Linked DNA regions of Homo sapiens: region 2 is linked to region 1. Evidence: read pairs that join two places in POLR2A ChIA-PET (ENCODE). Cell type or tissue: Caco-2. All regions are shown on one strand. Each heading gives the region's core, and the rest is flanking DNA. Links, peaks and the distances in the headings are about the cores only. Region 1 has its middle 17 kb from the start of LRP6. Region 2 has its middle 26 kb from the start of BCL2L14.

What was found. Peaks named below come from ENCODE experiments on the same cell type or tissue, not always from the same donor. Only the 100,000 strongest peaks of a DNase experiment are listed, where the experiment ranks them.
Region 2: POLR2A ChIA-PET joins it to region 1 with 7 read pairs; 3 of 35 experiments call an interaction of 5 or more read pairs at or near these places.

Annotation. Positions count from the first base shown.
Region 1 is chr12:12,282,780-12,285,698 of GRCh38, forward strand. No RefSeq gene overlaps it. Among named protein-coding and RNA genes, the nearest start is that of LRP6, 17 kb to the left of the region's middle. RefSeq lists an enhancer at 992-1,533. In Caco-2, for the core only: no CTCF peak of the experiment used is centred there; a DNase peak (open chromatin) is centred at 1,442.
Region 2 is chr12:12,043,512-12,046,430 of GRCh38, forward strand. No RefSeq gene overlaps it. Among named protein-coding and RNA genes, the nearest start is that of BCL2L14, 26 kb to the right of the region's middle. In Caco-2, for the core only: no CTCF peak of the experiment used is centred there; no DNase peak of the experiment used is centred there.

The DNA.
Region 1 (2,919 bases), core at 330-2,829:
TATCATTTAAATCCGGAGAGCTCTTTAACATCTTTAACTTGATGAGTAGCTACCCTCTTTCTTTTCTACCCGTCCAAGCTTACTTTAATTCATTCACAAGACTGAATGGAATCTCAACATTTAAATACTTAATCTCTTTCTTTAATCTTTGGCACCAAGGAACTGGATTTCCCCAGTTGTATGAGTCACCCGATAACAAATTTCCCAGCTTAAATAGTTTTAAAGTTGTACTATTAGTAAGGCAACACTGTTCATTGTGTCTCAGATTCAAGGATTTATAGTAACAATGTGTTTTAGCATGCATATTCTTTTTCAACATATACGTTTTTCTTTGATGCCGTAAAAAGTCTTTCTGATGTTGAACAGTTTTAATGCAGTTATGCCATGATGGAACCACCCCTCTCCTCACTCCCAGAAAATCACACAGCTTGATATGTTTTTAGCCTTCATCTGAATTGTAAAACACTGAATTCTTACAGTTTTCTAAAAGAAAAAGAAAAAAACTTGCCATTGCTATTTTGGGAGCATTTGTCCAGATAAATAAAACACGGTCCTGATCCCACCCTGCCTGTCCTCGCATTTCTGAGAGTGAAGATACAGAACACTGCAGTCAGGGGAGAAAACATATTTTTTTTTCCTTCCCTGTCAGAATCTGTTCCATTGGGAGGTGAAGTATATGAACCCAATTTTTGCCTTGGAGATAAAGAGAAAAAAATCAATTCTACCAAGATTTACTTTATGTGAAAGCACTTAAGCAGATTCCCTAGACATGTGTTTCTGAAGGGTTGCACCCTCCAGCCATCTGACTTTTGGCCAAGTCCAGAGACATTTTAGGTTGTCAGAACTACGGGGTGGGAGATGCTACTGGCATCTTGTGGGTAGAGGGCAGGGATGTTGCTAAGCATCCTACAACATACTAGACGGTCCCCACAAGCGAGTTGGCCAAGTGCGATGGCTCATGCCTGTAATCCTAGTGCTTTGGGAGGTGGACATGGGAGGATCTCTCGAGCCCAGGGGTTTGAGACCAGGCCAACAAACAGTGAGATCTCATCTCTACAAAAAAATAAAAAATTAGCTGGGTGTGGTGGTGCATGCAGGTTGTCCCAGCTATTCAGGAAGCTGAGGCAGGAGGATCACTTGAGCCCAGGAGGTCAAGGCTGCAGTGAGCTATGATCGCACCACTGCACTCCAGCCTGGGTGACAGAGCAAGACTCTGTCTCTAAAAAAAACACAAAGGCCTAGCTCAGTGGCTCACCTCTGTAATCCCAGCACTTTGGGAGGCTGAGCCAGCAGGATCACTTGAGCTCAGGAGTTAAAACCAAGCTGGGCAAGACCTCGTCTCTACAAAAAAGAAAAAAAAAAAAAAAAAAAAAAAGGCCAGGCGCAGTGGCTCACAGCTGTAATCCCAGCACTTTGGGAGCCTGAGGCGGGTGGATTCCTTGACCCCAGGAGGTCAGCTGCAGTGAGCTGTGATTGTGCCATTGCACTCTAGCCTGGGCGACAGGAATGAGACCTTGTCTCAAAAAAAAAAAAAAAAAAAAAAAAAAAAAAAAGCTGTTAGTGCCAAGGCTGAGAAACCCTGTCCAAGATTAATGCAGAGTACAGAGAAGAAAGAAGACCTCAGGAGGAGGGGGGAAACACCAAGAAATACAAACACAAAATTAAAAGAAAAAAAAAAACCTAATAAACAGTGAATTTCACACCAATTTATAAAGATACAGGATTTTAGGGATTAACATTCCTATTTGGTGGCCTTTCAGGATATTGCTAAGAGGACTTTAAGGTCATTTTGAGTTTTTCTACTACTACATTTTTATCAATTCTTTCACCAAGCATTTCTTGAGCACCTACTGTGTGCCAGAGGCTGAGGACACAAAGATGTGAGCTTTTCTCTTCCCTGGGGGAGCTGGGAGATTTTAGTGGTGGAAATACCTATAAATGAAGAATTGGAATTCCAAGGACAAGAGGTAAAGGGCAAGAAAAAGAGTTCTTCTCTATACCAAGCACTCCTGCTTACCTCCAGTCATCTTCATTCCGCTCTCACCAGTGAGTGTTATTCCCTTTTCACAAAAGAAGAAACTGTGAGATTAATAACAAGAGCAGACAAGCAAGTGTCGGGCCCTGTTCTCAATGTTTTAATTAATTTATTTATTTTTAAATTGTTGTTGTTGTTGTTGTTGTTTTGAGACCAAAGTCCCCCTCTGTCGCCCAGGCTGGAGTGCAGTGCTGTGATTTCGGTTCACTGCAGCCCTCGCCTTCTAGGTTCAAGCAATTCTCATGCCTCAGCCTCCCGAGTAGCTAGGATTATAGGCGTGCACCAACGTGCCCAGCTAATTTTTGTATTTTTAGTAGAGACCGGGTTTCACCATGTTGGCCAGGCTGGTCTCGATCACCCAACCTCAAGTGATCCACCCGCCTCAGCCTCCCAAAGTGCTGGGATTACAGGCATGAGTCACCACGCCCAGCCCTCAGTGTTTTCTCATGTAACTCATTTTATTTTTTTTATTAACTCATTTTACTTTCACAACTATCCTTTGAGGAGGGCATTAATATCATCACCTTCGTTTTACATCCGTGGGTGCTGAGGGACCAAGCGTTTAGGTAACTTGTCCAAGGTCCCACAGCCAGGCTGTCTGGCCGCAGAATCCATGCCCTTCACAATCTACACTGGTGCTTCTCTTATGCTTCATCCAAGGAAGAAAATGGTAGATCTGGGCTTAAAAGCCAGAGTGTGACTGGAAACCCAATGCTCTTCTGCTACATGATACTCTCCCCTGTTCTAGAAAAGAGCTCAACATGCTATAGGCTCACAGGTGTCTGATTGCGCCTGAAGAAGTCAAAGTCGATTTCAGTTGGAGGTAGCATCTGAGCTCATAGTGGAGGTATATGCCAGAAGGAAGGTCAGACAAAGGGAGAAGG
Region 2 (2,919 bases), core at 169-2,668, 240 kb before region 1:
AAACAAAACAAAAAAGTCAGAAAACCACAGATCAATACTATCTTGAAAACAGACATGAAAATCCTGAAAAAAAAAATTAGTAAATAAAATTCAGCAGTATGTAAAAAGAATTATACATCTCGACCAAGTGGGGCTTATTATAGGGAGGCAGAGCTAGTCCAATATTGGAAAATCAATAAATGTAATCAACCATATTAACAAGCTACAGAAGAAAAATCACATGATCATATCAATTGATGTGGAAAAAGTATTTGACAAAATTCAACACTCATTCATGATTTAAAAAAAACTCTCAGAAAATTATCAATAGAAAAGAAATGCATCCACTTAGTAAAAAGCACCTATAAAAAACCTACAGCAACATTATACCTGATGGTGAAAGTCTGAATATTTTTCCCTTAAAATCAAGAATAAGACAAGCGTATTCACACTTACATTCTTATTCAACATAGTACTGAAAGTTTTAGCCAGTGCAGTAAGACAAAAGGATGGGGTGAGGGAGAATAAAAAGGAAGACATTATTATCTATATATAGAAAATTCCAAGGAGTATACAAGAAAAACAAACTCTTAGTACTGAGTTCAGTAAACTTGCAGGATATAAGATAAACATACAAAAATCAATTGTATTTCTATATACTAGCAATGGACATGCAGACATCAAAATTTAAAATATAATATCATTTGCAATCACTCAAAAAGAATGGAATACTTAGGTGTCAGTCTAATAAAACATATCCAGGGATTTTATGCTGAAGACTATGCTATGCCGATGAAAGAAATAAAAATATCTAAATAAAGGGAGAGACATACTGTGTTTATGACTAGAAGATTCAACATAATAAAGGTGTAAATTCTCCCAAATTGATATGAAGTCTTAATATAATTCCTATCAAAATCCCAGAAAGTTTTAAAAATAGATATAAACAAGCTTATCCTAAAATTTAAATGAAAAGGCAAAGGAACTGGACTTCAAAACAATTTTGAAAAAGAAGAAAAAAAGTGGGAGGTGACTCAGTCTATCTGATTTCAAGACATATTATATAGGTCAGTAATCGAGACTATGTGATATTGGTGGAGAGATAGACACATAGGTCAATGGAACAGAATAAAGAATCCAGAAGCAGATCCACATAAATATGCCCAACTGATTTTTGACAAGGTGCAAAAGCAACTCAACAAAGGAGAAACAGGCTTTCAACATAAGATGCTGGAGTGATTGCACATCTATTACCAGAAATAATGAACCTCAACCTAAGCCTCACACCTCAAGCAAAAATTAACTCAAAATGGATCATGAACTTAAATGTAAAGCCATAAAACACTTAGGAAAAAAACATAGGATAAAATAGTCAAGATCTAGAATGACGTAAAGTGTTGTGTTTTTTTCACATATGGAGAATGCCCTGTGATAGGGTTCTTAGACTTGACACCAAAAGCACAGTTCATAAAAGGAAAGATGTATAAACTGGACTTCATCAAGATTTTAAATTTTTGTTCTGTAAAAAATCTTGTTAAGAGAATGAAAAGACAAGCTACAGAGTGGGAAGAAAATATTTGCAAACCATATATCTGACATAGGACTAGTATCTGGAATATATAAAGAACTCTCAAAAATTAAACAATAAGAAAGCAAACAATCCAATTAGGAAATGGACAAAACATGTGAAGAGACATTTTAACACAGAAAATATACAGACGACAAATAAGCACGTGAAAATATGTTCAACAGCATAAGCCATTCGTGAAATTCAAGTTGAAACCACTATGCAGTATTACTACATATCTATCAGGATGGCTAAGATGAAAAATAGTGACACCACCAAATTCTGACAAGGATGCAGAGAAACTAGATCACTCATATGATGCTGGTGAGAATGTGAAATGGTGGTGTTTGGAAGTTTCTTAGAAAAGTAAACATGCAACTGCCATATGACCCAGCAATTGAGCTCCTGGGTATTTATCTCAGAGAAATGAAGACTTGTAGTCACACAAAAGTTTGTGCACAAATGTTTATAGCAGCTATATTCATAAGAGCTCAAAACTAGAAGCAATCTAGATGTCCTTCAATAGGTGACTGCTTAGACAAAATATGGTACATTCTATGCGATGTTATTCAACAGTAAAAAGGAACAAACTTTTGATAAACACAACAACCTAGATGAATCTCCAGAGGATTAGGCTGAGTGGGGAAAAAAGCCAATCTTGGCCGGGCGCGGTGGCTCACACCTGTAATCCCAGCACTTTGGGAGGCCGAGGCAGGCAGATCACGAGGTCAGGAGATCGAGACCATCCTGGCTAACACAGTGAAACCCCGTCTCTACTAAAAATACAAAAAAATTAGCTGGGCGTGGTGGCGGGTGCCTGTAGTCCCAGCTACTCGGGTGGCTGAGGCAGGAGAATGGCGTGAACCCGGGAGGCGGAGCTTGCAGTGAGCCGAGATCGCGCCACTGCACTCCAGCCTGGGCAACAGAGCGAGACTCCGTCTCAAAAAAAAACAAAAAACAAAAAACAAAAAAAAAAGCCAATCTCAAAAGGTTGCCTATGTATGATTTCATTTCCATAACGTTTTTGAAATGACAAAATTCTAGAAATGAAGAGTTGATTAGTGGTTGTCAGGAGTTATGGAGGGGGTGGGAGCAGGAAGTCACGGGTTGTGGCTATAAAATGGCAAGATGAGGGAACTTTATGGTAACGAAAATGTTCTGTATCTTGACAGTATCAATGTCTATATCCTGATTATAACATTGTGCTATTATATGCTGTTACCATTGGAAAAAAAATGGGTAAACGGTACACAGGATCTTGATTATTTCTTACAACTACATATGAATCTACAATTATCTCAAAATTAAAAGTTAATTTTTAAAAACAAATTCAGGGCATACACATACAAAACTAAATTTATCTTTTATAAGTT